4 separate regions of the Mus musculus genome follow, and regions 2, 3 and 4 are each linked to region 1. The links are chromatin loops, found by intact Hi-C in ENCODE. Cell type or tissue: left cerebral cortex. All regions are shown on one strand.

What was found. Peaks named below come from ENCODE experiments on the same cell type or tissue, not always from the same donor. Only the 100,000 strongest peaks of a DNase experiment are listed, where the experiment ranks them.
Region 2: a loop joins it to region 1, with 2.3 times the contacts of the local background. A loop is called at or near these places in 14 of 42 quality-filtered maps.
Region 3: it touches region 1 in a loop (2.6-fold over the local background); 15 of 42 quality-filtered maps call a loop at or near these places.
Region 4: it touches region 1 in a loop (2.3-fold over the local background); 7 of 42 quality-filtered maps call a loop at or near these places.

Annotation. Positions count from the first base shown.
Region 1 is chr6:71,890,669-71,898,668 of GRCm38, forward strand. Ptcd3 (pentatricopeptide repeat domain 3) reads right to left here. Exons shown (of 24, transcript NM_027275.3): 8 at 7,672-7,787; 9 at 6,445-6,500; 10 at 5,237-5,324; 11 at 4,153-4,213; 12 at 3,619-3,704; 13 at 2,714-2,858; 14 at 1,801-1,851. Among named protein-coding and RNA genes, the nearest start is that of Snord94, 12 kb to the left of the region's middle. In left cerebral cortex, no CTCF peak of the experiment used is centred here; no DNase peak of the experiment used is centred here.
Region 2 is chr6:71,587,463-71,595,462 of GRCm38, forward strand. It overlaps Kdm3a (lysine (K)-specific demethylase 3A), which reads right to left. Exons shown (of 27, transcript NM_001038695.3): 21 at 7,061-7,154; 22 at 6,413-6,543; 23 at 4,611-4,730; 24 at 4,393-4,532; 25 at 3,196-3,372; 26 at 2,976-3,110; 27 at 1,508-2,253. The coding sequence ends at 2,173. Among named protein-coding and RNA genes, the nearest start is that of Kdm3a, 41 kb to the right of the region's middle. In left cerebral cortex, no CTCF peak of the experiment used is centred here; a DNase peak (open chromatin) is centred at 4,339.
Region 3 is chr6:71,606,696-71,614,695 of GRCm38, forward strand. It overlaps Kdm3a (lysine (K)-specific demethylase 3A), which reads right to left. Exons shown (of 27, transcript NM_001038695.3): 10 at 7,137-7,300; 11 at 4,810-5,321; 12 at 707-911. Among named protein-coding and RNA genes, the nearest start is that of Kdm3a, 22 kb to the right of the region's middle. In left cerebral cortex, no CTCF peak of the experiment used is centred here; DNase peaks (open chromatin) are centred at 1,262 and 3,485; H3K27ac peaks cover 1,942 bases.
Region 4 is chr6:71,618,200-71,626,199 of GRCm38, forward strand. Kdm3a (lysine (K)-specific demethylase 3A) reads right to left here. Exons shown (of 27, transcript NM_001038695.3): 4 at 7,560-7,715; 5 at 6,394-6,504; 6 at 3,146-3,248; 7 at 2,245-2,369; 8 at 1,939-2,011; 9 at 1,759-1,847. Among named protein-coding and RNA genes, the nearest start is that of Kdm3a, 11 kb to the right of the region's middle. In left cerebral cortex, no CTCF peak of the experiment used is centred here; a DNase peak (open chromatin) is centred at 3,981; H3K27ac peaks cover 829 bases.

The DNA.
Region 1 (8,000 bases):
TAAATCAATCTCTTTGGCCCTCAAAATTCTATTTTTATATATAGAAAAAAATGTGTTAAAAAAAAAACTCATTCAAAAATGAGTCTCAGAATATAATGTAAGACCTAACCTAGCACTCTAAAATTGCTAGAGAGAAACCATCAAAGGGACAACACTTCAAGACAGTGCCACAGGCAAGGACTTATCATGGACCAGAGGTTACCCAAGCTGCTTCTGGGATTCCCTAGTCCCGTCCTCCCATCTCACCGTGGAACACGGGATTAGATGCCCACTACCTAGTCTGGCTTTACATTGGTTCTGGAATTCAATTTAAGTTCTCAAGGTTTACAAAGCAAACACTTAGCCCATTGAACTATCAAGCCTTTTTGAAACAGGATCTGTCTTGGTGCTTTGATAAAATAAATGCAATGACAAGAGCAAGTCAAGGAAAAAAGGGCTAAGTTGGATTGCCCCAAGGTGAAGGACCTACCTGTTTCTGCTAGGACTGTAAGTGTGTACCTGTGTTCTGGAGATCAAAGTCTATAGTTTTTTGATTGTGTAACAAGCATTTTAAAGGCTGTCCTATCTTCCTAGATCCCCTCTATCCCCTTTTCTGAGACTCATATAGCATTTGCTGGCCTGGAAAACATCTAACATGCTTGCTCTGACTTATCAAATTCTGTGATTATAGACAGGTGCCAGCAGGTCTGAAATACATGATAGAGGTCTTTTTAAGGGCAACAGTTAAGTCCCATTTGTAGGAAAACAGAATTGGAAATAATCATATTAAGTACAGTTATGTTACATTCACACAAATATTACATTTCTCTTTCAAATAACATCTAGATTACAGAGGTGCATATGTTCATATATGAGATGTGAGAGGAGAAGAGGAATCACTGAGGAAGATAACTGGCAAAGAGTGTAGATGGCAGATTAAGAAAGGGCACATTGTGGGGCACTAGATGGCTCGGTGTCACACAAGGGCAACTGCTGCCAAGCCTGATGATGGAGTTTGATTCTTAGAACCCACAAAGGAAAGAGAATGAATGGTAAGACTTAATGTCAAGATTTTAAAAATAATATAAACTACGTAATTACTTATGGCTACTAAGCGATTATACTGAGTAGCACAGTTCTAAAGACCAAAAGAAACCCTTAATTACAACCCACCTTGCCTATTCTTTTTTGTAGTGCAAGAATGATATAGTACACTTGATAGCCCTCTCCAAGTTTGTATTTTATATTGCAATCAAGGGTACCACTAGTCACACCATGTCTCCAACCTTGATTCTGCTTCTCCCTCCTAAGTGCTGGTGCAGGATTATAGGAAGGCAACCATGTAGGGTTGAATTCTATTTTTAAATTATTATTTATTTTTATTTCACGTGCATGGGTATTTGTCTGCTTATGCATGTCCTGGAGGCCAGAAGCAGCTTAGGATCCACTGCAACTGGAGTTATAGATGATTTTAAGCCATCACATGGGTGCTGGGAATTGAACCTGGGTCTTATGGAAGAGCAGTCACTGTTTTTTCCCACCTCTGAACTCTTTTATTTCTTTTTTCTTCCAGAAAACATGGTTTATGTAGCCCTGGCTGTCCTGGAACTCCCTCTGTAGGTAGACCAGGCTGCCCTTGAACTCAGAGATCCACCTGCCTCCCCATCCTGAGTGTTCTGATTAAATAAAGGTACTCACCACTACGCCCAGTGAATTCTCTGTTCTTAATTCATATATAGAGCAGATACTTTAACAATTCTAACAACTCAACAGAGATGGTCAATTTATATACAAATCAAGATAATGTAAGGTTATACATACCTCTTGGATAAAAGAGGTGAATAATATGATGGTATGTTGCAAGTGAGGGTTCTCAAATTACCAGGTAGATGAAGGGGGGAAAAAAAAACCAGTAAAAACACAGCTAACCAAAATAAAGCTGAAACACAATGTTACTATTTCTATTCCTCTGAAGATAGTTTTAGCTCATCTCATAAGCAGATGAGATCACCGTAAAGACAGCAATACTTTGTCATATTCATACAATCAGTGAGAAGAGCAAAGCACCATGAAGTCAATTAATGCCCACCTAATCTCCAAGTAATTACTGAAGTATCTACAGCATGTTAGCACATAATTTGGGTTAGAGCATCTAATCATGCTAGAAAAATGTCATGGAATTTAAAGCTGGCTAACAAAGCAATCAGTTTCCATCAAAATCAAGAGAGCTACAGAAAAAATGTCTCTCAAATGTTAAAGTAACCTTGTATTTCCTGTAGAGAACACCAAGTATAAGGCAAGCCCATTGCTGCAGACAGTGTCCACTTGGTATCCATGGGGATATAGACCAAGAATCCCACTGATGCCTGGCTACTATATGCTGATATGGTGACATATTTGCATATAACCCACACATACCCTAATGTGTACTTCAAAACATTTCTAGACCACCAGTAATATCTGATATGCCATAAAATCTAGGCAAATACTTCTTGTATTATTTAGGATTGAATGACCAAAAACTGTTTACAATTATTTTTTCCTGCCATTCTTATCTGGGGTTGAATTCTAAGATAGATCCAACAGATACAAAGGGCCAACAGCACCTGAAGTTACAGATGCAGTAAGAAAACCCTAACAGAATGATTTGACGTTAAGGATGAAGACACTTCCTGCTTTTGTGGCTGAGCCCAGCGGCCACCTATTCACTTCATCTTCAGTGTGGATTCCTTACCTATTCCAATATGTTTCATTTCACGTAGTATCTGTAAGGCTGGTATCCTTCCAAGTGAGTAACACTTCCGGAGACCTTTCAATATTGTATTAAAAGTCTGCAGATTTGGTTTCACTTTCTGTGCAACCATATGTTTCAGTAGATCCTGGGTGAATCCAAAACAGGAAACATTTTTTAATCTAAGGTAATTTGCCAAAACTGTTGAGAAAAGTTTATTCTGTGGCTACATGTAAAACAAATTAACAACCATACTCCCAATTAAAAACTATATGCTTTAATAAGTAAACAGCCCAGTCCACACCTTTAATCCAGCACCTAAGAGTCAGAAACAAAAGATCTCTGTGAGTTCAAAGCAAGTGTGGCTCATATAGCAAGTTCCAGGCAAGTAAGGGCTGCACAGTGAGGTCTTTTCTTAAAGAAAATCAGAAAACCCCCAAACCGTGACTAAGCACTGCCTTGCACGGGCAGCATTCCCACCCTCTAGGAAAGCCTAACACTGTCAGGGGGCCAAGGAGCCTCTTTCTCTCCATCCTATCATCCATGCAAGAAGTCATGGTGTCTATCTGCAATCTTCCACCTAACTGAGATAAAACAAACAAAATAAAATAACCTAAGAACTATGGGACTAAAACGTTCTACTTTTAACTTCTGCCCAAAATCCTTTCTCGTGTTTTCCCTTTGTCATCTCTGGCCAGAATTTTAATGCATATGATACCTTTGTAACCTACAACAAGAACAATTACAGTGAACTGTTGCAGCTCTTCCTGAATTCTTGCTGTATATGGTGACTGATGATCAGTGCTTTCTTCCCTCCTGGTAGATAGGCTCTGAGGAGCTGCTCCACAGAAATGCTAAGTTAACCTTTACTAGTAAGGTAGCTGAAGGTAAAGAAGCTGCTTGCTTACCAGTATATCATTCCATTTTTCCTCAAATTTCTCATTGAGTATGAATGTTTTTGCTTCAATCAATGCATTAAAGGTATATACATCAGCTGTAAGGGAAAAGTAACAAAACGTGAGGCTGAAAATTCACCTCATAAAAGCTGAAAATGAGATAATGGTCAGTCTTGGTGTCTTAGCTAACCTCAGTAAGGCCTTAGAACTAGTTCTCCACTCCCGTTTTAATTATGAGCACAAGACAAACAAAAACACCCTCCCAAGCCCCAAAACAACTAGAGCAAAATCCAAAGACCTCACTGAATCTTAGTAAGAGCAGCAGTTCCCCATCTGTGTGGGCCATGACCTCTGGGTTCACATATCAGGTATTACATTACAATCCAAAACAGTAGCAAAATTGCAGATATGAAGTAGCAATGAAAATACTTTTATGGATTGGAGGTCAGCACAACATGAGGAATGTTATTAAAGGGTTGCAGCCATCAGGAAGGTGGAGAACCACTGCGTTAGAGGAAGACAGAGGTGTGAGGGCCTTAAACTCACCACTAAGTCTGTTATTTAATAACTCTGTGTACACGTTCAGTGCCTGTGCATAAGCTCGGTGCTGGAGAGGAAAAAGCGAACATCATCAAAGTCTCCCCAACTGGGAAGGTGAGCACACAACACAGAAGACGCCTACTCTTGGGAAGCTGGCATCCCAGTGAAGCGGGTTTCTTCCAGGAGGCACTGGCAATGCCTAGAGACAGTTTCAGTTGTCACAACTGAGAATGAGGCAGAAACAAGTCACTCACATCTAATGGGTAGAACTGGGGAAGACAGTACACCTGGACACCTTCCACACACACCGGAAAGCTCCCTACAAGCTCTGCTCTAACATGTCAGTCTCAGTGTGGGAGCTCGGCTCAGTCCCTAAGACAGCCTGGTGCTCAACCAAAAGCACTGGCGTTCTCATTCCCATAGGAACTCCAAAAAACCCAACACCCGCTCACTCACATAATAAACCTAAACACAGACAGATGCATGAATACATGCATGAAATTTAAAAACTCACAAAACTTAATGAAGTTTACTGTTCATCCCTATTCAAAAGTCTGAAATGCTACTAAATTCAAAAATTTTTGAGGACTGACACAAAGACAAAATCAGGATCTCATTTAACAGGTTGTAGACAACACAGGCTGACAAAGATATTACGTAAAATGACCACTAAGTATTGTAGTGTATGCCCAGGATCCCAATTATTCTGGGAAGTCTTGTTGAGTCTGAGGGCAGGACAGACAATTTCAGAGATGTGTCTGAAAAGGGAAAAAGAATTTTTTTTTCCAGGTATTGTGGAATACCTGTAATGAGGCTGGGACATTTTCAGGAGTTTAAGCCTTGTATGCTCATCCATCCAGTTAAGGTTACACAGAGACCCTGTCTCAAAAAATATAATTTTTTCATGTTATGCTTATTGAAAAATGTATGAAGCAAATAGGTATCTTGCTTAAAACTGACCCCCAAAATATCACATTCTGCATATATTCGTGATCCCAGGCATTTTCTAGCCCTTTTAGCATAGGGGTGGAACAGAACAAACTCAATGATACAAATAAACTTCAAGATACAAATAAACAAAGAAAGGTACCTTCACCATCCCTCGGATCATCGTGCAGTAGGAGCGTGCATTCTTCTCTGGCATTAAAGCGAAGATCCTCTCAGCATTGTTTTGTGCTCTAGAAACAGCAGAGGAAAGATCAACTGGAGGCACAGAGAAAACTAGTGCTGAGTGCCACCACTTTCTGGAAATGTTTTGGGCAATGTACATATCACCTCAAAATTGGTTAAAGATCCTAAGCTGTCATAGATGTCAGGGCCATGATCAGGAATGACAAGAAATCTGCCCCATCCAAAATAAAATTCCACAAGGTAACCTTGATCCTGAGTCTTGACATATTCTAGCATGAGCAGTTTTGCCTCTCTACTAGAGGGTAAGAAAATGGTACCTACCTTGTATAAATGTATCTGTATGCTGAAGACCCCATGATACTAGCTAAGATCTTACTACAAAGTCCATGTGTGTGCATCTGTTTGAGTGTGTGCTAGTGCCCATGGAGGTCACATCTCCCTGAGCTGGAATTACATACAAGATGCTGGGAACAGAACTTGGAACCTCTGTGAGAATAGGAAATTCTCTTAACTACTGAGCCATCTCTCTAAACTAGAATTTCTAGAATTAATGGTAGCCTTTCTTTTCTATATATCCAATCAAATCAAATCTTTAAGAATTAGGGATCTACATCTCAAGGTAGCATTACTAATTAAACTATACACAGATGAAAAACAACACAAAGTACAACCAGGCCAAACCCTAAATGGATTTCTGTATGCTGGCAGGAGGTAACAATCTTATAAAACATAATAGTCTAAGCCACAAGTGATGCAGCACACTTCTTATACCAGTCCCTGGCAGGAATGGTCCATGTTTGAGGTTGGCCTGGGCTATATAAGTGGAATCTTAAAGAAGCAACTGAGAAACCAGGTATAGTGGCACACACTATTAATCCCAGCACTCAGGAGACACAAGGATCTCTGTGAGTTTGTTGCAAGCCTCTTCTACATAGTGAGCTCCAGGAAAACCAAAACTACAGAGTCTCTGTCTCATGAAACAAAACAAAAAAGGCAAAAGGTATAAAATATAATATACAAAGACAGATTATGGAATAAATCTGTAAAATGAACAAAAAAGTTTCTATTTTAGAACATTTTATGGGATCGCAACTCTAGAGGACAATGTAGCATATTTTTCATGTACTGTAAAATTCCTATAACACAAGATTTTCATGTTTAACATACTTCCAAGGACCAGACTCCATCTTGGATGTTTGATTATTTTCCTCTGCAGCTTCTTCCTAGAACAGATGAAATAAAAGGTAAGACAATGCTTGCTTGCAAGCTACTTAAACAAAAAAGGAAATTTAAAAAACTTAAATATCAGATCATCAAAAGGCAAAGGAAAGCCCCCCAAATGTTCACACCTACAGTGAATTCCTTTAGTGTGAAAATTAGTGCACACTGAGAAAGTCAAATTTGTTACCTTTGTTTTATCTCCAGATAATCACTCATTTAAAATCTGATCAAGCTGGCCTCAAATTCAGAGAACTGCTTTCTGCCTCTCTGCTGGGATTAAAGGTGTGCTAGCACACTCAGCTATGAGTAGCTAGGCCTAATAAGGAGCCTACAAGGCAGCTACTTGGGAGGCCAAGGCATGTGGAATTTAATTTAAGGCTAGTCCAAGCAACATCTTTGTTTCAAAAACCAAACCAACCAGCCAAACAAAAGAACAGGGTTGGGCATGGTGATGTACACCTTTAATCCCAGCACTTGGATGGCAGAGGCAGGCAAATCTCATGAGTCTTAAGTCAGCCTGGTCTACAGAGTAAATGCCAGGACAGCCAGGGCACAGAGAAACCTTGTTTCATAAAACAAAACAAGCAACAACAACAAAAAAATTCCAAAACAAAAAACCAACCACAAAAGTGGGGGAAGAAGACACAGTTTCACAATTCGGTCCTTGCCTACTATATGGAGGGCCTAGGCTCATCTCCCCCCTAAATGTGTGGAACATAAGCACACTGAAGTTCTACTGAGCTATAAAGTTGACAATTATGTCATTTCTAAGAAAACCAGTGGAACTAGAGATTATAGATTAAAAATATCAGACGTTGCTTGCTTTTTCTCATCTGTACAATCTCCTAAAACATATACGTCATAAAGACAACGTACAAAGGGATAAATTGGGAATATGAAAAAGACCACTGGGGCAAGGAGGGGGTAAAGGTGGAGGGAGTATGATAAAAATGCATTACATACAAGTATGAAACTGTCGTAACAAAACATACTATTTTGTATAGTGCACATTGATTAGAAGTGACTGGAAAACAAGTTCATGTGTCCCTATCATGTTTACAGAAGGCCACCTCAGTATAAAATCTTTTAGTACTATGACACGACACAGAACCCTAACCCACTGAGAAAATATTATTTTAGAAACAAAAAAGCCAAGTTTTTAATTTTGTTTACCAAGTTTTCCAAATGTTCAGTTTGTTGAAAAGGATAGTCAGCTGGGGGCTCTTGGTCACCATAGTAACACAATAAATCCAAAAGACTATTAGTTGTTTCAAGAGAGACTGTGGTTCCTGTGGTTGGGAGAAAACAAACAAGCAAACAAATGTTCAAACACCCAAAGCCTCCTGAATGAAGCTTTTCTATTGATGGTGGCTTATTTCCACTACCATGTTACCAATTAGTACATAATGAATGATTGTTTTCTGCTGATTCTGTCACCCTCCCCCACCCCACCCCCCATGGCTGGTTTTGTGTATCAAGTTGACACAAGCTGGAGTTATCAC
Region 2 (8,000 bases), 300 kb before region 1:
TCTGAGTGCTTTGTCTGTCTGGGAAAGATAGAAATAAATGGTACCACAGTGAATGGAGCTCAGGTTGCAAGCAAGTGGAAGCAGCTCTGTGGGTCCTCTGCAACAAGTGCTTTCTGTCCCCATCTACTTGGAGAAGTCTTAGAAATTACTCTCTATCATGGATATGACATTGACTTGGGGGTTAGAAGGTGGTTAGGCTGTTCTCAGCAAACTGGGGCTACAGGTACTTCCATGCCCAGGTTTTTGCTTGTGCTGGGAATCTGATCTCAGATCAAGTACTTTAGACTCAGCTGTCTCCCCCAAAGTTTAGGTTGTTACATTTTAGAAATATATCCTTATTGGTTTAGATAGGTTTGCTCAATCTAATGGCATGTGTTAAAATACTGGAAAATTGCCGAGCTATGGTGGCGCACACCTTTAATCCCAGCACTCGGGAGGCAGAGGCAGGCAAATTTCTGAGTTTGAGGCCAGCCTGGTCTACAGAGTGAGTTCCAGGACAGCCAGGGCTACACAGAGAAACCCTGTCTCGAAAAACCAAACCAAACCAAACCAAACCAAAAACAAGAAAAAACAAAACTGGAAAATTAGCATCCTTTTTGTTTCCTAATATTCAATGTAAAGTCCCGTCCGTCCCGTCCCCCCCCCCCCGTGATGTAATTCATAGAACTTTATTCTTGTATACTTCATTATTTTAACTGATATGGGACATGTGTGACTTTTATGTGAAATAGTCAGAGGACAACTGTATGGGGCTTTCTCTCCTCCTCTAATCCCATTAGAGGAAAAACACTTAAGTAACCAGAGCCCTCTTGCTGCCTCTCACATTGAATTTCTAACTGTAACCATCCTGCTTCATTTTAAGTTGCATGCAGATTTTTTCTAAACATGGCCATTCTGACAATTTCTTTGACACATTTCTTACATTCTTCTTTGAACACACTAGAGATTCCAGAGTAAGAACTAGATCAGTTCATAATCTAACTTCAGGTATATATGAGGATGTGAAAGTTCTTGCTGGCTCTTGCCTTTTGTCATTAAGGTAAGTTCAACTCTGGGTAACAGTTCTTGTAATTCTGTATGAGAACCTTTGACAGCAGGCTTGAAGGTGGCTTCCCTACGCTGCTGTTCTGACATAGCTGATTTCTAAGCAATAGTGTAGCTTCTAGATCCAAATCTACAAAGGAGCTTTTAAGAAATATTCACCAACTGTTTCGATAGACTTAGAAATGTATTATTACTTGGAAGGTTAACACCTACACTCTAGGCCTTGTCTGCTTAGCACTAATGAACAAATTCCTTCTGCAGCCCAGGAGAGGGACCACAAGGTAGCCTTCTTTACCAATGCTGTCCCTTCACAGAGATGAGGACTTTAGGTGCAGCTGTCCTAACCCTAGCAGTTAACAGTCACTATTTGGGTTTTGGTTAGTTCCCATTTTCAAACTGGTGATGGCTCTTAACAAAAGCAGGACAGATCAGCGCTGTATTAGTCACTAAGAAATGATTATCTAATTCAATAGTTTAGCCCTTTTATTTTCGAGAGAGTAAACAAAGAATAAAGGACAAAGAACAGCGACAAAATATTATAGGAATATTTTAATGCAAAATGCTTACCACTTAAAATTAGCAAAGCTTCATTTAAATTAAAATTCCATTAACTAAAGATGGTTAACCCCAAGAATTATACAGTAGTTATTTCTGCTATATAATGCCAGTCCTATGCAATATATATTTAGAACTGCACCATTAGCTGTCACTTCCTCCATTGCTCTTCTGGACCCTAGTGGGTGGGGGAGGGTGCTCTGAAGGACATAAAATAAAATCCAACGAAACTTCGCAGTGATCCCTAATAGTTAAAAATCCACTTGAATGAGCTGTCCAGACGAACAGCTGGGGAGTAACTGCAAGGATTGTTTCAGAGCCAGCAGGGTCTTCAGCTTGGTAGAAGATCTAGGTGAAGTCACAGTATAAGGATGCGTGGTCTGTAAATAGTTACTACATATACACACTTAGTGTCTGTAAACACTAGAAATATACATTAGAGACAGTACCCTCCCAAGTCAGGTGTACTTTAAAAAAGAAGATGAGGTAACAGGAAATCTCAAAGTCCACAGGAATCCTGCCTGAAGAGTTTGATCAGCTGCCAATAATTCATCTCCATTGTGCAGAGAAGAGTTAAGGTTTGCCCAAACTGGATTCACTGGCTTTCAGCATAGCAACTGCATCTTTCACTGCATGGTAGATAACATTTTTCACCTAAAGCAACAGAAGAAAAAAAATTACTTGTTTCATTAAAACCTAAAATCTCTCACCAAGAATAATTTCACCACATACACAAACTTCTCTTAGAACTTAAATTAATGCTCAACATGTAATTTGAGGGCCTCTGGCTCCTGGAGACCAGTATGCCATACCTACACCATCCTTCTCTGAAGAACTTACAATCAGTTTTGGCCAAGGATGAGTATACAGTGTTTTATCAGACTTGTAGTTTTCAAACCTGAAGCAATATGCATTAATTCACTGTTGATTTAGTTTAAATTGTGATGTTGCTGTATAGCTCGGGGTGGCCTTCAAACCCTCCTCAGACTCTGGATTAGTGAAGCTGGGATTGCAATGTGAGCTGCCACACACACATATTCACACCACTACTCGAAGTCTCTGAACAACAGCCCCATCTGATCCCAATGTTCAGTTCTTCCAATCCTGCTCAACCACAAGTAGCAAAAGCACTGCAGTACAAAGTCCTGTGTTCCAGAACACTGGCTGTGGCTAAGCCAGGGATAAGGACTTTCAGTGCCTAAGCAATGACCAGGGTGAGGCTTTCTCTGGCCTTGTAGCTTTATCACTCACGCGCATGGTAGGACTAGGTAGAAAGCTATCCCAACGGTGACATGGCCAGATAGGCTGACTCTCTAAGGTCACTACTGAATCATGAGCCATAGGCAGCAAATGCCTGGACCTGGTGCTATTTTTACCTGCAATTTATCTTCATGGTTGGTATGAGTCTGTGACAAGTAACGGAATTCCTGAGTAAGCCAGAAGCAGTGTTTAACATGCTCTGGAGACACAAAGTCTTCAGCCACTTTGATACAGCTGTATAAGTTATGAACCTGGAAGACATCAAGCCACGTCTGTAAGAAGTCCACAAGATCACAGCAGAAAGGCAATAAACAGGAATTAGTAACAGGTTCTGACCTGATGTGGCGCTCCTGCTGGGATAAACACCACATCCCCAAGAAACTGTACAATAGCCCAGCCTTGCACGCCGTACTCTTGATAGAGGCGCTTTCTCAGCGATCGGTCTAAATACCAGCTCTGATCGTGGATAGGGTCATGGTCTGCAGGGTTGTCTTGACCCTGCTCCTCTGATACCTACAATACAGTAAAAATAGCATGCAACTTAGCAAATGTCAAACCCAGTAAGAGTGTTTTCCCTTCCCAAAATACAAGTAGTCAATAAACATCAGGCCGTCTTCAAGTTATGCGTTCCCACTGGTAGAAATAGTGTTCAAGCTCACTAACAGAATGCAATCAAGAGAAACACAGAACCGTGCTTCCTGCTATCACTTCCTACAGTCTGTACTCTCTTGGACAATATTTAGGTCCTCCTCTTTTTAAATGTAAACAGATTCCTCATGAACCAACTTGTCTTGCATTTACTGTCTGACTTATGAAACAGTCCCAAAGATTTCTACATTCAGTGTCTGGAAAACCATACTACAAAAAAAAAGTGACATCATTAAGGGAATATGGTGACCAGAAGTCAAATAGTCTGATTTTTAGCAACTGGATATTAAAGAACCTACCTGGTGTCAGGACCACAAATGGGCTAGGAATGTTCCTATGACTCAGGTATGACTTCAGAGTATTAGTCACAAATCCCTGGTTTGTAATCAGCAGCCTCAACACTGAACAAGTTTCAGGAGAGACAGCTCTATCTTTCCAGAGCTGGGAACTTCCACATAACTTCTGCAACTACAGTGAAACTGAGTTCTCCCGGCTCCTGCTAGTCCTTTAAATGACAATCACTTAAGGTGAGTCTCTCACCAAATGAGAACAAAACCAATTGAGACTTTAGCAATTTATTCAGAACATGAGACCTTGGGGCCAAGGACTGATTCATGAACTAGTGAAATGCTCCTATTTTCAAGGCAGTATTAACAACAACAAAAGGTATAATATGATGATCAGGCAAACTCAAGGCAGCAAAAATCTCCAAGTGCATTAAAACTGAAAATAAACACAGAAGACGAGGCCGCCCCTTTTTTAGAATCCTTGTTTCTTAGCAACTACTGACAGCCCATCCAATTGATACGGATTTGCACTGTATGGGAATTTATAGTATTGCTATTCTTATGCTTCCCCCCACATGACACAAGATTAGCAACTCACCTTTTTAAGGAATTCTCTTATCTTCTCTGTGTCTTTAGCAGCATATATGTGCCAAAGGGCTCCTGGCTTCTCTTTTCCTTCAATAAATCTCTTGATTGTGAGTTCATCAGAATCTCCATCTTGGATGGTTCTAAGGACTTCTAGATAAGAGAAAAAGCAAGTGTGAACAGTGTATCCTGGCTTAGACAGTAAGCCCAGCTTCAATATTCAGATCCTACCTTCTTCTTGTTCACACTGTCCTTTGGGAATTCCCACATAAACCATGACATTGGCTGCATCAGATACATCTAAGTGAAGATTTGTGGTCCCATATTTCCGATCCTCTGGAGTGATCAATCCTTAAAAATGAATGAAAGAAAGAAAAAAACCTGAGTATACCAGGATGCTTAGAACTAAGAATACAAGAAATCAGAGTGGTAAAATGACCTGCAGGCAGGAGGGAACACTGCCCACTGCACCGAATTCTCTTCCGTGTTCATAGTGTGTCCACAGGAGGAGGCTCACCTTGCTCTGTGGCCACTCTTGACACCAGCACTCTCCCTCTTGTACTGGGTAGGAAACGAAGCACAGCAACCTCAGAAAGGGGGCTGTACTGTTTGGAGAAAGGTTTCACTTCTAGCTTGCTTGGTGGATGCTATTTGAGAGGGGCTAAAACTAAGGGATGGTAGTTTCCATTTGTGTCACCTAGGACCCTAAAACCTAGCTCTACTTTGCTTTGTTTCCAATGTGCTGAAATAACAGCCCTACAAATAGGTAAAGCCTTGGGCATTTGGTTCAAATAATGAAATTTGAGATGTGCTTTAAAATGGTAAAAGAACATATAAAGGGAAGACAATGGAATAGACAATCATAATAAAAGAGCTGACAGTGGTTTACACTGGATGGTGAGCATAAGAGCACCTGTACTAGACATAGCAGCTTTCAATGAATTTAAAAGGTATTTATCTGGTGGAAAAAAAAGTACAAAATGCAAGTACAAAAAGGAATTAACATGTCAAAACCAAGGTGAATGAAACAAGTTACATACGGCCACATGAAAGCGTATCTGAAAAGTCAGTCTACTTAAAACATAAAAGCAGACTATTAACAAAAAATACTTTAAATCTTTTTTTTTTTAGTGTTTTGGGTCTGTGTTGAGTGTATGTCACATGTGTACATATACTCGGGAGTCAGGGGTTATGAGACCCTCTAGAGCTGAAGTTATTAGCGTAAGAGCTGCTGATCAGGGTGCTGTGAACTGACCCAGGTTCTCTGGAAGAGCAGCAATACTCTTAATCACTGAACCACCTCTCCAGCCCCCAATGATGTATTGATAAAATCATAAATATAAGAGACTGGGAGTAAAGCTCCAAAGAAGAGTGCCCAAAGAGTAACTGGGACAGCAGGCTGTTGTGGCTGCACAACACTGTGAAATGGAGCGTTACAACAAAAGAAGGATAAACTGACTCTTAACACAGCCTACCCATACTGGCATGGGTTATTATGCTAAAACAACCAGACTCTAAACTCTTGAGGAAGCATCAACTCAGATAGAACCAAGATTATATACAACAACCCCCACCCCAAATCATAAGGAAAGCTTTTACAAGCACTGCCATATATTGGTGTCTAGGACACACAGCTCTACCTCTGGCTAAAATACTTAAACCAAGCCAGAAACTGATCTCAAAACCTTCTCAGATATTCATTTCTTCTATAGCATCATAACTTCTGCAAAACACACACACACACACACACACACACACACACAATAACATTAGTGGGAAACAATAGCAAAACTGACCTAGATATCCACCTAGACTGAAATGACCACACATTATGAAGTTCTATTAATTATAGGCGTAGAAAACAAAACTATAAAATTGTAACCTGCCTTAAAACTGCAATTATGAAAACACACACACATGTGACCAAGAAATAGAGAAATGTGCAAGAACGAAAGCAGTGTCCAGCCGCTTTCTATCTAATCATTTTTCCAAACATCTTGTTTTATTTCCACTATGTTTTATTTCCTTCTTACCATAAGCATTGTACATCTTGGGGCCCAGGTCTGGCCGTACAAAGTAGTTTGGCAGTCTGGAAGCCAGGTTCAGTTTGCCATCTCGCCTGGTGTACTCAGGCAGTGGAATGTTGGCCATCAGATCATCAAACCTAGAACAAGAAACCCAATAATTTGCAAAGCAAGCTTCCTTTCTACTTTAGTATACTAGGACATTTGTACCTTCTATACAAAAAAGACCAAATCTGAGACAGAGATGGCTAGCCTTGATATTTAGAACTACACAGGTATGCTCAAATGATCTGGAATGTTTCAGGTTATAGAGCTGAAAAGTATCTCATGAGAGGAACTAGACTCTGGGATGACACATTACTCTGGGTGTGTCTGATCCCAGGACTGTCTGAAAACCAGCCTGAGAGTCTTCAGGGTAGGGCACGTCCACATTAAATGTGCAGACCATTCCTACCTAGATCTAAAGTCACTATTTTCTCCATCTCATTAGAAATGTACCTATCTCCTAAAGGTGTGCATACAATATAAAAACATCAGAACCAGTAAAACCATGAAGCTGTCTTATACTTCCTTAAAAACTACTTTCCTGCTATCTGAGAAACTTGGCATTCCCCAAGTGAAGGATGGAGTTCGCTCAATCTGTATCTGAAAGCATACCTGGAAGGCATCATGTCTCTGAAGTCTTCTCCTGGCGGCCAGTCCTTAAGTTTCAACACCATTGGTTCTTTTTCTTTGTCGTTTTTCAAACGGTCTGGAGAGATTAACCAGAATAAAGGAATTGTTATTCATAATTCAGAAACAAAAAAGGATAAGTTAGTTAATATCTTAATATTGCAAATAAAGTATTTTATCTGAACCTTTTCTTGTTTTGTTTTGTTTTTCGGTTTTTTTGAGACAGGGTTTCTCTGTATAGCCCTGGCTGTCCTGGAACTCACTTTGTAGACCAGGCTGGCCTTGAACTCAGAAATCTGCCTGCCTCTCTGCCTTCCGCGTGCTGGGATTAAAGGCGTGCGCTACCACGCCTGGCTTATCTGAACCTTTTCAAAAATCAAAAAAATTCACTTGGCATACAAACACTACTTCACTATTTCTGCCAATTGCCAACTCTTATTTTTATGGCCACAAGAAATAAAGCTGTATCTTAGAGAAAGCAAAATAAAGACTGATCCTGTTTTTGAACACACAAAGCTTGTTGCTGGACTGACTTTGCCTTCCTCGTAGTTTTGTGAAAGTATCAGCAGTCACTCACTGCCCACTGCCAGTGTCACTCACTGCCATCTCCCCTCAGCAACAAAACTCTCAGGGGCTCAAACTCAATGAAATGGAAAGGACTTGTTTTGCTCTGATAGAGGTTGAGAGCACCTCCTATTCTGTACAGGGACTAAGAAGGACCATCTGTGTCCTCTTCCCTATACCCCCACCTTCTGAACTCTACAGATCCGGATTACTCAGAACTATTCTTAGAAGAAATATACCACTTCAAAAGCATAAACTTTGTACAAACAAAACAAAAAAAAAAAAAGAGTTCCTCTTGAAGTCCTGAATCTTTACGCTCCTGCTATTCTTGTGTCCACTTTACACAGCTTTAACCCCCTTG
Region 3 (8,000 bases), 280 kb before region 1:
CCATCAGAATACAGGGTCAGAGGTGTGTGCAACAAACTGATCACCTGAGACACAGTGCTATATAATAATTCTAATGCATACGGTACAGAAATCCAAAATATTTGCAGAAGATGGATACTCCTTCTTATACTTTGGTGAAGATTCAAAACAGCTTATACAATACACCAATTAAGTGTGCCCAAACAAACTTCCTGACCAAAACATTAAAATTACCTGGGTATTTTTCTATGAAAACTATCTGAAAAGTTTGTACTTTTAATATGTTTTTTGCTATATATATAAAAAGGAGTTGGGGGTTTAGCTTAGTATATATAAAGAGGGCTGGGGATTTAGCTCAGTATATAAATACATATACAGAGGTCTGGGGATTTAAATTAGTTTGTAGAATGCTTAGGTTTAGCATGCACTAGATTCTCTTCTCAGCACCTTATTAAGTCAAGTGTGGTTTCACATGCCTGGAAATCCCAGTACTCTGGAACCAGAGATAGAAAGACTGGGAGTTTGAGGTCATCCTTGGCTATACACAGTTTGAGGCTAGCCTGGGGTGTATGAGGAAAAGCGTAAAAGAATAAGATACAGAATAAGATACAGAAAAGTCTACATTATCAAACACAAAAAATATAATTTCTATATTCTAGATGTCCTGTTGAGAAGAAAAAGTATGCAGAGACCAGACTACCTTAGTCTTTCCTAACAAATGCCTTACCTCCTGAAGTGGAAAAAGCGACAAAACACAGGAGAGTCCTTCTGCTGGTCCTTATCCTTGCGCAGGCTGTCTAGTCGACACTCCCGACACTTGGGCAGCTGTGCCACGATGTTAACACAGGAGTCATCCTGAACAAAGGCCTCTCCGCTCTGCTGCAGCTTCCTGACTTTATCTGGGTCTGTCAAAACTGACTTCCGGGCTGGGGCTAGGAAAGTAAGAAAGTGGAAATAAAATTTTCACATCTCTGAATAGAACATCAATATTTGGCTTAATTCTAGGAAAGTAAGAGTCAACATTCCCAAAGTAAAGACACTTCTATTTTTGGTTCAGCTAAAATTTCTGAAAAATAGTCCAAGAAAAGATAATCAAAGCAACAACTAGCAAAGTTCTGATCTTTGTAAACAAAGAAACAAACAACAAAAATGTGGCCAACCAAACCACCAAATTCAACAGCCAGATTTACAACTACAGGCTAGTTGAAAGCAACCTGCCAGGAGACCTCCTCTAAATCAAACTCAGTACAGTCACTGCAGGGTTCGGTTACGCCCACAGGCCTGCCTCTGCAAAAGACAGCTCTGTTGATCCATCTGCATGCTCAAAAAACTAGTTAAAATATTTTTCATAAAACAACCTTATCAAAAGCTATTCAAAATAAGAACCTAATTGTTTTCCTCCTAGTCCACAAAGTAAAAGCTATTTTATAAATGCCTTCCCGAGGGATCACCTGCCTTACCCTTGGTGCATGTGCAACCTCCTTTTATAGGATTAAGAGCACTGGTTAAAAACAAAACCCTAGCCGGGCGTGGTGGCACACGCCTTTAATCCCAGCACTTGGGAGGCAGAGGCAGGCGGATTTCTGAGTTTGAGGCCAGCCTGGTTCACAAAGTGAGTTCCAGGACAGCCAGGGCTATACAGAGAAACCCTGTCTCAAAAAACAAACAAAAAAACAAAAAAACAAAACCCTAAGTAAACTCAGGTTCTATGTTGTGTCAATGGTAATTGGCATAAGAATTATAAAAGGGAATGTTAATGTAGTTTCTAAAGGAAAAGGTAGAACTGTCACAGCAACAAAGAGAATCAGTTACTGTGGTCACCCAAATAACGCAGGAGAACATCCATACCCCAAGAGACTTCGGAAGTGTCTCACAGAAAAAGACCTTCCCTAGGGGTCCAGAAGGAGTTGGGGTATATGAGTTCTTAGACAAAAATAAACTCAAAACAAAAGCACACTATAAAGTGCTAAACAATGCTGTCAGTCCTCACTCCAATGAACATTTATATTATGAGTGAAAGAGAGCAAAAGAGGGAAAAATTGTAGTATGTAACAGTTTAACTAATATTTATACTAATTAAAACACAGGTGTCTTTAAGATTAAAAACATGATAGTTCATCGAGATAACTTTCTTAACTATATACAAAATATCTAATTACAAGCCTGATGCTACAACTACAACTAAGCTGCTAGCTCTTTAGAAATCTTCCTATCTGTGTCATTCTATGGAGTCAGTCTTTCTCTTAAGTTCCTTCAAACCTGAGAGGCCTCCTTAGCTCTTTCCTAGCAGACTGCTTCACCTTGTGCCCCGACCAATGGCTGTTTCTTACCAGGAGCTCCTTCCATGATGTTCTTCCAGTCCCCCCAAAACATAGAGGGAGAGCCAAGGCCAGAAAGATCTCAAAGGTCCAACTGTTACAAAAGAAGTCTCTAGCTCCTCCCCTACACCCTTGGCAGGCTGGACTGAGTCACCTTTATGGTGGGGTGGGGGGTGGGTGAGAGAGGGGGCTCTAAGCCAAGGCAGTAGGGGCCAAACCATTTCACCTATAAGGAGGGGCAGCTCCAGGCCATCCAGCAAATTTTTGCCTCCAGTCATAAAGACCAGAACTCTCCCTAAGTTCCCCCAAGCAATTTGCCTTAAAATAGGCAGGAAATTTCCATTCTTTAGCATTCTTTTCTATGAAGACTTTTAGAGGCACACCCAAATTGCTTCTCTCTGGGACACACCCAACTGTATCAGACTAACTAAGCTTTTTATATTTTACAATTAGGTTTTCTACATACAATAATCAAATATCCTGTAACACAAAAAAATAGAAGCAGTGATACAATTTTAATTACTCAGATACTGAAAGACACCATCTTTTTAGAGTTGGCCAGGTATCCACATATTATATATAGGTGGGTGAAATCCAAAGCTTATTTTATTTGACCTGGCTTAAAAGGACAGGTCATTACATTAAACTGTCCAAATGGAGCTTAATAAGGACAGCAATCTCTTAGGTAGAGAGAAGAGAAAAAGCGCCAAAGCACATTTCTGGGTTTTTTTTTTTTTTTTTTGTCTTTTTTGTTTTGGTTTTTAGAGACAGCCCTGGCTGTCTTGGAACTCACTCTGTAGACCAGGCTGGCTTCGAACTCAGAAATCCACCTGCCTCTGCCTCCCAAGTGCCGGGATTAAAGGCGTGCGCCACCACTGCCCGGTGCCAAAGCACATTTCTGAGGTGCCAAACTGAACACAAAGACAGGTACTTGATTGTAGGTGGCTTTTGCCTTTGCAGCCCCTAAGCAAAGCAAGGGAACAGAATCCTTTTCCAGAGTCTTTCTGTTTCCACAGGTAACTGCAGTGGGCACAACGCAGCGATCCTAGTTGGCTGCTGACCCCATTCTAGTCCAGATAAGTAAGGGGCAGCTGCACTGCAGAGATAAAGCTCAACTCCGCAGCCTACTCAGGTACCTGCCACGTGTTTACTCAACTAGGATTTTCACTGCCTCTTCACAGAAACTAAAATGACTTGCTTCAAAAACGAGCTGTGAGGACTGATGACTCAAAAAGCATAAATAGAACAGATACGTGGTTATGAATATTCACTTTCTCTTGGGAATTACATAACTCCTAAGAAACTATGTATTTTACGTAATTAACTTTATGCAAACTAACTGCTCTATCTAACCTGAACCTCAAGAATGACAAAGCTGGGTTGGAAGAATCCCTAGGCAAAGGATTTCTCTATTTTAACCAACACTAGACAAAAAAGATTCACCAGTCAACCTAACCATTCTGCCTTCTGCTGTCAGAAGCCTCTCACATTAGTGTGGGTCTGGTTGTGCTGTCATGCATCTCAGCACACCTAGAGCTCAAAGGACAACAAGGGAATCAGTCTCCCACCAACATGTGGCTTCTGGGTCATCAGGCTTGGCAGCAGACATCTTTACCCAACTGAGCCACCTCGCTGACACTGTAGTTGTTTTGCTTTTTTCTGAATGGAGTTTGTTGTTCATTTCAAGGGTTTAAATAACTTTATAAAATCCACACTGACGTTTTTAAGTAGTAACAAGTCAGGTGTCAAAGGTTACCTTCCTGTAAGAGCTCTGGACCTTCTGACGTGCTGCGGTCCTTTTGATCTTCTAATCATAGTAGCAGCACTTCTGATTACGATGCCCTTATTAGAATGGACATCTACTGACAGTATACGGTGAATAATCCTTACCCAAAATGCTTATGACTAGTGCTGGCAATTTGCTGGCTTGGGGCTTGACTACTGCATATACTTAATTGAGATGGCTTGGGATGGGACCCAAGACCAAACACAATTCACATGTTTCTTAGTGTGCCTACACGGCTAGTACAACTCTACCACTTGAAGTCAGAGTCCACTTTTCCACTTGGGGTATCTTGTTGGTGGCTCAAACAGTTTCTGAATTTAAAACAGTTATGAACTTTTGGATTAGGAAAGTTCAACTTGGAAGTAGGAACCATGGTGTACCATCTTCTCTGCACTAAGAGCACTTAGGTTGAAAACTGAGTACGCCAAGGCCTAACCTTACAAACTGCTCAGTGTTGAACACAGGGGGTAGGGATGACACAACATAACGACATATACTTGAACTACCTGTGTGAGAGCACAGGTACAAAGACAGCAACAATATGAAGACAAAGAAATCACCAAAAAAAAGATTTAACCCATTTTAAGTCAGAGTATGGAGTCCCTGCAGCATTAAAATGTTAATAAAAATGTATACCAGCCCGCAGGGGGAAATTTCTAGTCATTCTCATATTTTTATCACAGGGAAGAAACATATCATTTACCAATTGAGATGTGAAACACTTACGAGTCTGGGTTTTATTACTGCTTCTTGTACAACAGCTTTCATTATCTACTTTTACTGAAGTTTCCTTTAAATTCTGTGACTGGGAACCTAAATGTGAAGGTTCGACCTTCTTTTCTGCACAACTATTAAGGCTAGTGACACCTGCTTTCACTTCTGGCTTATCTGAAAGGTCATCGGATGTGGAAGCTGCATGTTCTAGATGCTTCTGCAGTTCAGGAGTGGTGGCAATGTCCAGTTCTGCCTTAGAGGAAGTCTTTGCAGGCAAGCACTCCTTTGGAAGGCCAGTGACTGGCTGTGGAGCAGACTCCAGTCTGCTCTCCTGATCAGTGTTTGTTTTAGGCTGGATACAGCTACCTTTGGGCTCACTCAGAATTTTCAAGTCTCCAGCTCCAACCTGAGAAGATTTTGAAGAAAGTAATCCTTCTTTGCAGACATCTGGTTTTGTTCTCGGTACTTCAGGTTTTGTGTTTAGACAGGAAGAAAGTTCTTCTGGTAAGTTCTGCTTATGACATCTGAAAAACAGTAGGAAAAGTAGCATCTAGATCTCTCTTATTTCTTATCACCCTAAAAACGGTACAGGTTGTTGGTATGGCAATCAGCCAGAAAAAAGAAAATTGTTGTGATAGAAAATTTTGGAAAGGTTTCTGTGAGCTGGGGTTGAGAAAAGTATCTTACACACTCAGAAAAATGCAATCCTACACGTTCCCTGCATGCTCAGGACCCCTGCTTCTTACTGCATAATGAACAGTGCCTTTTGCTCAAACATTATCATATGGAACCAGGACATATATACAGCAGCTAGAAAATTCAGTTATTTTTAATGTATCAAATTAAAAGTCTACACAAGGCCAATTATTTAATGTCTTCTTTTTCTACTTCAGAAAAAAAGTTTCTTATATAACAAAACCAAAAATTATTTAAATTTGAAAGAGAAAACTAGTATTCTTGCTTACCAATACTTGAAAACTCAATCTCATGGCAGGCACATATATCAACATAAAGCTTTAAGTATATATCAGAAATATTATGTATATGAGAAATAGAAATCTCCTCAAATATGAAACATAAATTTAACATTACAAACCACAGGCAGCATAAAACACTTGTTCTGCTATTAATAACAAGCCACCATGAGTGGCCAGGACCCAAAACAAATAAGACAAACTAATTACTTGCTTATACGTGGGAAGTTATTATTTCCTCTACTGCTTTAAAAATATTTTTATTTATTCTTTGAAAATTCAATATTTATACAGTGTATTATTTTTATTAGATTTATTCTTTTTTATGTTTTGTCTGAATGCATGCATGTACACCTCACCACCTGTGTGCCTGGTACCCTTGGATTCCCCTGGAACTGGAGTTATAGATGATTCTGAACCACCATGTGGGTGCTGGGAATTGAGCCCAGATCTTCTTAGTGCTCTTAGACCCTGTGCCATCTCTCTAGTCCCCTCCCACTACTTATTAGGGAATTCATACTAGAGTTCTCTGCCTAGCCAAACACAATTTCTATAATATTTCTATAATATTTCTTTTGCCACTGCTGTTGTTTCTAATCCAGAATTTCATCCTAGAAAAATATTTCTCATTTATACTTTTAAATTAAAACTCTGTTTGGATATCACTAAATTTCCTACTGTTTAACCCTTCAAGCATACATATGCATGTGAGTACATGCATGCGTGTCTTTGTGTGTGTGTGTGTTTGTGTGTGTGTGTGTGTGTGTGTGTGTGTAGACTTGTGCACAAGGCAACCAACACTGGGCAGTGTCTCCAAGATCTATACCAGGCTGCCACCCACTTTTTTCCTAGTTAATTAATGTTCTCTGTCCCACACTATTTTACAGCTGTCTTCCAAACTGACTTTTCTACATTAAAGTCACTGACCCATATCTTCAAGTCTGTATCAACTGCCAAGTACAGGCTACCACTCCCTCCCTCACAAGAGAGCCTTCCCTCAGTCTACTTTAAAATTCCAAGCTGCACACTGTATTCTTCACCTGTGACCTGACAGGCAAGCTTGGCTCCATATATCTATGCTCAGCTCTCCTCCATAACCACATTTTGACTATCACTGTGATTCAATGCATGTTAGGCTAACTCTCACTGTAACCACACCGCCCTCTCCTTCACACCCTCACTGATCAAAGTCTTCTACGTACAACCAATTCATTCCCTTTTCCTCCATGTTTGGGTGCCTCTAATACTTGAAGGCCCCTGGTCAATCCGTCCCAAGGAGCTCCCATGAAAACACCCCAGGAATATCAGAGACAGAAACAATGATTTACTTCTATGACTGAATACTTTGAACAAAGCACTACTCACCCTTGAGGAAGTTTTGCTCCAATGTTAGGTGGAGAATTGGCTGCCTGGGGAGTATTTTGCTGTCTTGGGTCCTTGCTAGATGGAGTTGCTGCAGTACAGCCAAGCAGGATCTCCTTAAACACTGTTGTGGGAACAGACTGTACAGGACACATACTGGGAGAGGCCTAAAAGATACCAAACCAACAGACATTAAATACAAAGCCCCTAGTGGGGAATTATCATATGTTAATGAAATAAAGGTAATTTCCTTTGTTTAATACTAAGTAAGCACAATACCATTGCCAAATAAAGACCAGCAGAATAAACAAGTAATAAATTGAATACCAAGGAGACTTATGTGATATCTATAAATAGAGCACCCTGGTTTTCAAAAAACTTAAGTAATCCTGTAAGGTTACAAGCTGATCTTTTTCAGAACTCTATTACTGTATAAGAAAGAAATGTGGCAATTGCTTTATTAATGTAATGCATAGAGGTGAACTTTTAGGTGACAGCTTCAATGATAGCTGTTTCACATGCAATCATCTGGACATGACTTGAGTGCCCACCACGCACTTACTGCGTAGATTGGCAGGAGACCAGACCACTTAGGACTCTTGTAGGCAGTGGAACCTACTGGGTACCACGATAAGCCTTGGCAATGCAATAAAGATTGAGGACACGATTCTTGTTCTTATGTGGCTCATCACAAAGGTCACCCCAAGCTGGAAAAAATATTAAGTCATGACTGGCCTATGGGAAAAAGCTAGGATATTTTCCCCCTTCCCTTTCCATATAATTTTACCTTTGTAAAAGTAAAAATATTGGATCCACATATTTATATTAGCTATAGAAACAAAATTTTCTACTATAAGAAAATAACAA
Region 4 (8,000 bases), 270 kb before region 1:
ACACTTCTATGTAAGCTGATCCATTCTCGAGAACAAGTAGCATGCAGCCAACTGGCCTTTACTCACTTCTATAACAGACTGTCAACAATTCCACCAACGTCAAATTCTCACGGCTATAATTCTACCTACTTTTACACAGCCTCTAACAACACAGAATTACCAGGCAAGATCCTCTGTGAGTATAACCATAAGAAGCACTACAATCATTTTCTGTTTATAGTCCTTTAATATTTCTTTCCTAAAAGATTTATTATCCATTTCTTCTAGAATAAGGATCTCTAACCAGCTCAGACCCTCCTATACCGAGAAGTACACAGTACTATACTATACATGGTCACCTGACCATATAATTTGAGCTTTATAAACTAGAATTGGTGTGCTCCAAGGCGCAAACATCCACATTTTTCAGTTCAGTTACTGTATTGGATCTTCCCCTACTTATTCAGCCCAAACATCTAGTCTTCCACCAAGCCAAATTAATGCTATGCTTTTAGGTTACTGCCTCACTTCACAACCTCTTACAGTAGCTAATTCCATCAACCTAACCAGTGCCCATGTTCTACTATTACTGACTCCCAAGTCACATCACACACTCAAGACTAACCTAAGGAACCCCCCCTTCCACCTCTCAAGGTGCTTCCTTTCTCTCCCCAGGCCTCTGGTCCTCCAGGTACCCAGCACATAGTAAACACACCAGCTTTCTGGTTTCATACATGGGATATTTGAAATTAAATGAAGACACATAATATTAATTTCTAATTAGTTTCTACTATGACCTCTTCATTCTTCCCAGAACTATCTGAGTCTCCACTAAAGAGGTTCAAGCCTAGACATTTGCAAGGAAGAGAAAGGTTTTCATCACCTTGATTTAGGAACCTTTAGATGAAGTATCAAAATTCTTGTCTGAACAGACAAAAGGTGCAGGAAAGGCCATAGACTCCCAAATTAGCACATCCCGGTGCTGTAGTCTACTCTGCCTTTGATCCAGAACCCTACCTAGATCTTTCCTTGACTTTATTCTCCATGCCTTAATAGCCTAATATTTAAGGGCCTCTCTTAAGTCCTATAAGCAGTCTGCTTGGTATCATTCTAGTCAATTTAGAATTCTAACCTAGAATACAATAATGTGGGAAATTATTCACTTAACACACATGCATTTGAATCCCTAAACTGTAAAATTTATTTGTCCTGTAACAGGTCCTAATGACAAAATGAGAAACAGCCCCAAAGAATATTTCAGAAGAGAAGTAAATAAAACATCTGAACTTACATGGCATCCATAAAAGCCAGTTTTTTGAGCCAAAAATTAATCAGCCATTTATTCAGAAAAGGTAATACATCTGTATGCTTAGTCACAAATGAGCAATGCAAGTCATCACAAACTAAGGGTCCCATTTCAACAACCTTCTCACAATCCTAAGGCTCTTCCCTTCCTCTCACACCAGACAAATTTTCAATTTAACTGCACAACTCAATGACTTTCAGAACCAATTCTAATAGTAAAATTGTCATATACTGCAAATTTTAACCAAATAACTAAAAAAATGAAACTTTTAGACACCCAAAATAGTGAACCCAAAACTTATATTATCTCCATCTGCTTGAGTATAGAAATTATGGCCAAGATCTGGAACTTGTAACAGCAGCAGACAAGACAACACAGAAGAACAGAACAAACTGCTCCATCACTATTAAAGACTAACATGCAATATTAAAGTTAAACAATGCTTCACACGGTGACAAAAATAAATCAGTTACCTCAGAACAAGATTTTGCTTGTTTAGAAACCGAACTTCCGTTATTCTCAGAAGACTTGCGTTTTACAGCTCCAGTTCTTGTAGAATTACCTATAATATAGAATAGTGAATACACAGGCTTCCTTCTTTCACTTAATGTGAGAACGAAAAAGAGAAGAAAGGTTTAATCAGTGTGTCTTACCACATGTCACAAAGTTGTCATGTACAACTTCAACATGAATCAGTGCTGGGTCGACAATTTTCAGTGCTGGAATCTTAAAAAAAGAAGACAAAGATACTGGAAGAAATGTAAATGTTGAGAACAATAGTTGGAAATTAACGCAACATGTCAATAGGATACCACACAAATAACTTCATTTTACAACAACTGTAATGTCTTTTGTTTCTAACTTTAACATTTTATAAAAGGAGGGTTTAGCATGAAGAACACAGCTGTTTTGCACAGTACCCTACCCTGTAGGATGACATCAGTTATCACTGCTTTTACCTCCTCACAGTTGACTTGAAGAGTTTTGGATGATGGGTTTCCATGTACAACAGTTGCTGAAAACCACTGAGTAGATGGGTCCAAGCTATAAATTTTTACTTCTGAACCAACAAGGTTCTTGTCACCTTAAAAAAAAAAAAGAGAAAAGAATTCCATTCTCTCTCCTAGGTGTGGTAATATATTTACATTACCATATTCTATGGAACCAAGAAGTACTAAACAATTCATCAAAAGTGAACTCACTATCCTTTGAAGTTTTAAAATAATCTAACGCAGGAATCTACCAGAAAACTGCTAAGGGGTGAAAAGCTAAGGTTAAAAAAAAGAAACTAAAGCAAAAGCTTACAGCTATGAAGATGACTGAGAAACTAGTAACAGTAAAAAGAAAAAAGAGATTACCACATAATAGCTTCTTTTTATTTTATTTTTTAATAATTTTTTGAGACAGGGTTCTCTGTGTAGCCAGGCTGACCGCAAACTCAGAGATCCTCCTGCCTCTGCCTCCCAAGTGCTGAGATTAAAGGCATGAGACACCATTGTCTAGCTCCCAAATATATCAACTTCATATGACAAAAATTCCAAATACAGCAAGTCTATGCCAAAATATAGCTGGGTTTTGTTAATGCTACCTCTGAACTCTCAAAATCACAGGAGCTTTAGCCTAAAAAAAAAGGATCTGTTGGTCACATAGTACCATATAGAAAGAAGCAGCAAACAGAATTTAAAAAGATTTTAGATTGAAAAAGAAATTTCCAATTACCAACATCAAAAAGAAAATGTTTCCTTCAAAAAAAAAAAATGTTTCTTTCAATAGAAAGTAAGTGAAAAGTCTAAATCCTCGCTTCTTATAGGCCTGTCACTGGCTAACTCATGAACTGTCAACAGCAGATTATTTACATACCTTGTAAAAGATGGCTTTCATCCAAATGTTTTACAATCAAAGCTTGAAATTCCTTACTGACTGTCTGATTATCAGTAAGGGAAAGCCGAAGACTGTTAACATCCTGTAAAATCAAAGAACAAAAGAGTTGTTTATGAAGGTTAAGAGTTGAATGTTTCAAATTGGTTCAATCAGATTAAACAGTATTTTCTAACTATTTGACTGTACCTAACAAACTACTGCAACTCCAGTGAACTGAATAGGTCAAACAATTACAAGTATTTAACAGAATGAAGTTAAATCACCCAAGTTAGGAACATAAATGAACTATGAGAAGCAGGCTGGAAAGATGGCTAGGGGTTAAAAGCACTTGCTGCTCTGCTAGAGTACCTAAGTCTGGTTGCCAGAGGCGGTGTCAGGCGCCTGTCAGCTCCAGCTGCAGGCGTTCCAATGCCTTCTTCTAGCCTCCAAGGGCACTCACACCACAACTGGCACACACTCACACACTAATAAAAATTTGTTTTCAAAAAATATACTAGGAGTCGACATGACGTAATTTTGGTTATGAGAATAATATACAAATCAAACTAATCAATCCAAATTTAAAAATACTCTATATCCCAAACCCTTTGGATGGGAAAACCCAGAAAATACACAAGGCACGTACATACTGTTAGTTCACTGAAATTGTTTTAAATTTCACACAAACTCATGAAATCTAACTAGTATTCTAAATGCACGTTTCCTGTTATAAAAAGTGGAGGGACAAACAGACAACCTGAATGAATAGCCTAAGACTCCAGAGTAAGCCTCTTCTGAGACACTCTGTTCTTGGCAGTCGCTCCATTCTTGGCCTTATTCCACAGTTCCCTGGTTTTGCGTGCAAACCCAGTTATGATAAATTTATACAGAAACTGTCAATAGGAGTAACCTGCCAAACCCAACTTCTAACAGGACAAAGGAAAAAAAGAAACCTGCTAAACACAGAGTCCCCGAGTAGCAGACCTTCAGGCTATTTACTATGACTTGGTAGCCAAGAATGGGTCACTCATTTCTCCCACTGTAAACAACTAGTCACAGAGTAAGGGGCCATGCTAGAAAAAAAACCTACATTTCTTTGGCCAAGTTAACATCAGATAAAATCTAGAGGCTCCATATCTGCTCATTCAATCCCTAATGAACATTCAGATGTGGGTGTATACTACTTAATGCATTTATTGCTATTACAGTTCAATCTCCAATTCCTACTCCCAAAGATAGCTGCCCAGGGCTCTCCAATGAGGCAGACTAACTCTAGTTCACCCAGAAGTTTGTTGTTGTTGTTGTTGTTGTTGTTGTTTCTTTGTTTGACTTCTTTTTTAAGTGAAGTGTTTCAGAAAGCATTATAAAACCACTCAAACATGAACAGGAAGAGGCAAAAATGCAGATTTCAGTTAGTGGTAAGTTTCATGAGTCAAATGACTAGCACCCACCAAACACTGGGTTTCACAAATCCTGAAGGCAAGAAAGTCACGTAACATCAAGAGAAACATTGGGTCAGTCAAGTACTGGATCTCAGACACAGTCTACGATACCACAATGAAAAATTTAAAAACAGGTACAAATAAGAACAAGGTCCATAAAGAGGGACAAGAATACTAATTTGTAGGCAAGTATTTAAGTTCTCATTGAACAAGATGTCTGAGACCCATAAGGTCTAGAAATCCATTATTTAGAGGTTCAGTTGGATCTTCAAAGCATCTTCTGCACGACCCAACAGGGCAGAGAAACAAGTCTCATTCTTCTTAGAAACAAAGCATCAGAGAGCTAACTAGTGGTGGGGTACGTAATAGGTTATACCCAGAAGTTTTTTAGGGCCCAACAAATATGCCAGCTGGTTTAGAAACCCTTTCTTATTCACAGATTATCATATTCAATGTGAAGGCAAACCAAGAGTTTCAATTTCAACTTCTGCATATGTCCAAGGATTTTTCAGGTGCAACCTATATTACTTTAGAGCAAGCAGATAAATCATATATCCTCCACCATAGAATTTTACAGAATGATGCCATAAAGAAATGAACTTTGACCATTCTTTAGGAAAAAGTAACATACATATTATAGCTCCTTCAATAAATTATGCTGACAGCCACAGTGCATTTTTCCCAAGAACTAATAAAAATTTCAACCTCTATTTTTCAGTCTTAAGAAACAAAACTAAGAAGTCTTTCACTGAAAAGCTAGGATACATGAAGATATAAATTCTAAAAGCAACGCCCAGAAATAAAAACTACTCTTATTACCAATCACCTACGAGAAAGATCCAAGAGCTTTATTGTAAAAAAGATCTGAGTTCTTTCTGCAAACTGATTGGACATGCACTGTGACTACCCTTGATGGTAAGAACTGACTACCAAATTGCTAAGATCTTTGAATTAGGGAACATGGAACAACTGCTCTAAGGAGAAATACAGGGCTTTTATGAACCTCTGGTCACATTTTCATCAACTGATCAATAGGCAATAATTTTATCTTATATGTTTATCGGTTCAAAGACAGATATCTTCCTTGGTATATACTGATCCATTAACCTTGAGCATCATGGCTAAACCAAACTTAGTAAACTAATGTATATTTCCTTCTTCAATACTTTCCTGCACCAGACAGCATTGTAACATTTAAGGACACTTAAAATAATGAAATTACATAAACACACACACACAAAGTGGGGGTGGGGGGGGACAAAAAGAAGGAAAGAAAGAAGCAAAGGATGAAAATGGAGTGGGAAAGAAACAGCATTTCTAAGCTGCACAATCAAATTTCTTTATATTATCAAAGCTGAAGTAAAAATGCAGAAGACTATCTCTGTGTGTGACTTCAGCTGAGACTGGCATTAGGAAGCTGAAATCTACTGCTCTGTGCAGGACTCCACATAGGGCCATGAATGGTAACAGCAACTGGGGTTTATAGCTACATTTGAGCAAATAGGCAAAGCACTCATGAATGAAGACTGCATATAGCATACCTATATAAACAGTAACTTTGAAAAATCACTTTCATATCACCTACTTTTTTCCACACCACACAACACATCATCAATGTGATACCGTTATCTTTTTAATTCTGAAGAGAGAGCACAAACTCACAGGCTATCTAACAGATGCTATACAACAACTTTGTTAAATTTCTTCCCTACAAGGCATATGCACAAGGGCAATGAATAAGAGCATTTGACTTCTCACATTAAAAGAACTTCTATTTGTACGTTAAATACCATTCCAATAGTTTACCTGTATAGGTTTCAAAAGGTCTTTGGAAACAAATACACTTTGTTGATCTCCAAGAAACCGAACAGAAGTTATGGCTCCCAAGCCAGCTTTGTCTAGAAGAGATTTGTACATCTGAAAACAAAAACAAACAAATAAATAATAGAACAAAAACCTGTTATGTCATTCTAACTACACTGACATCATTCTGGAAGCAGGAACTGACAACTTTCCACACATAAAGAAGTAACAAAGCCATTAAGTTTTTATTTACTACAAGGATTTCCTAACATTTATGCTGCCACCAGATTACAACATTTATTTAAACCCAGTAATTTAAACCAGATGTACATTTGGAAGTTATTAACACACAGGTCTACAGATTCATGATTTCCCAAAAACTCATGTGGGAAAGAAGTATATACATGTTTTTCTGAGAGACAGGGTATGTTTTCAGAAAATTCTTAGCTGTAAAAATAGAAAGGGTGGAACAACCACAGCCCTATATTGTTCAAACACCTATAGTAGCTTTTCACTAGGAAACAAAATCTGAACTTTTGCTAGCATCCTGCGCAATCTGGCAGCTTTCCATCTGCTTCCCAGCGTCTCCAAGCACTCTATACCAGACTCTTCCTCCTTCAAGCTCCAGCTTGTGTCCCATGCAATCTGTCTGGGCTGTCCTCTCCAGATCCATATATCACTTTTGCTCCATAATTACAATGTAGGCAACGTGAAATCCTCTATGGGTTTAGTCTTTAAAGCTACAACATATTCTGAGCTCCCTCTTCCCACTCCCGCCTTCCTCATATCCTCTTTCTTCATTAATGCCCACTGAGTCCAGTCAGTGCTGCCTGTCAAATGCACTTGCCACACTTTTTAAAACGTCAGCAGCAAACCTCAATTTTCTTCAAATGCCGACCACCGAGCCAAAGCAAAGATCTGTGTGACCTGTCTTGCTACTTTCTACCTCCATCCTGATTTCTTAAAAGGTCCTAAAAAGTCATGGGACCTGCCTAGTCATAGAGCTCCAACCAGGGTAGGCAGAAGGTCCCGAGTGCTCCCCTAGCTCTTCCACACTGCTAGACATATTACACTACTGTTTCAAAGGGACATTATATCGCCTTTGTTTCACCCCAAGTGGATTAAATATTCTCTATTTGTCAGTTCAATGAAACACAAGTTTTACTCACTATTGCAGGCCACTGAATAACTTGCTCAGGAACTTCAGGTGATTTTCGTTCTGCCAAAACCAGGTTATGCTCTACTAAAAATGCTTTTCTCTGAAGGCTGTAGACATCTATCCATCTTCTCTTTCTCCAAGACTCCCCATCAAACTCCACACACACCTAAACACAACAAAGCAAACTCAATTATGAATGCTGAGGTTGTATGCTTCCATTACCCTACTTGAATGTATGATGTTTCTACCAGGTATGCCTCCATTTCAAAGCCTACAATATTTAAGATAAATAATCAGAAAGGGATCAAGCCTTAGCTCTCAGACTACTTTGAGATGCAAAGTCCAGAGCATTTAGGGTCAGTGCCCTCAAGATGACCTCTGAAAGCCCAGAATGCAAAGAACCCTCAACAGAAGGGTTTTACATATGCTAATTAGAGTATGAACTTGAAGA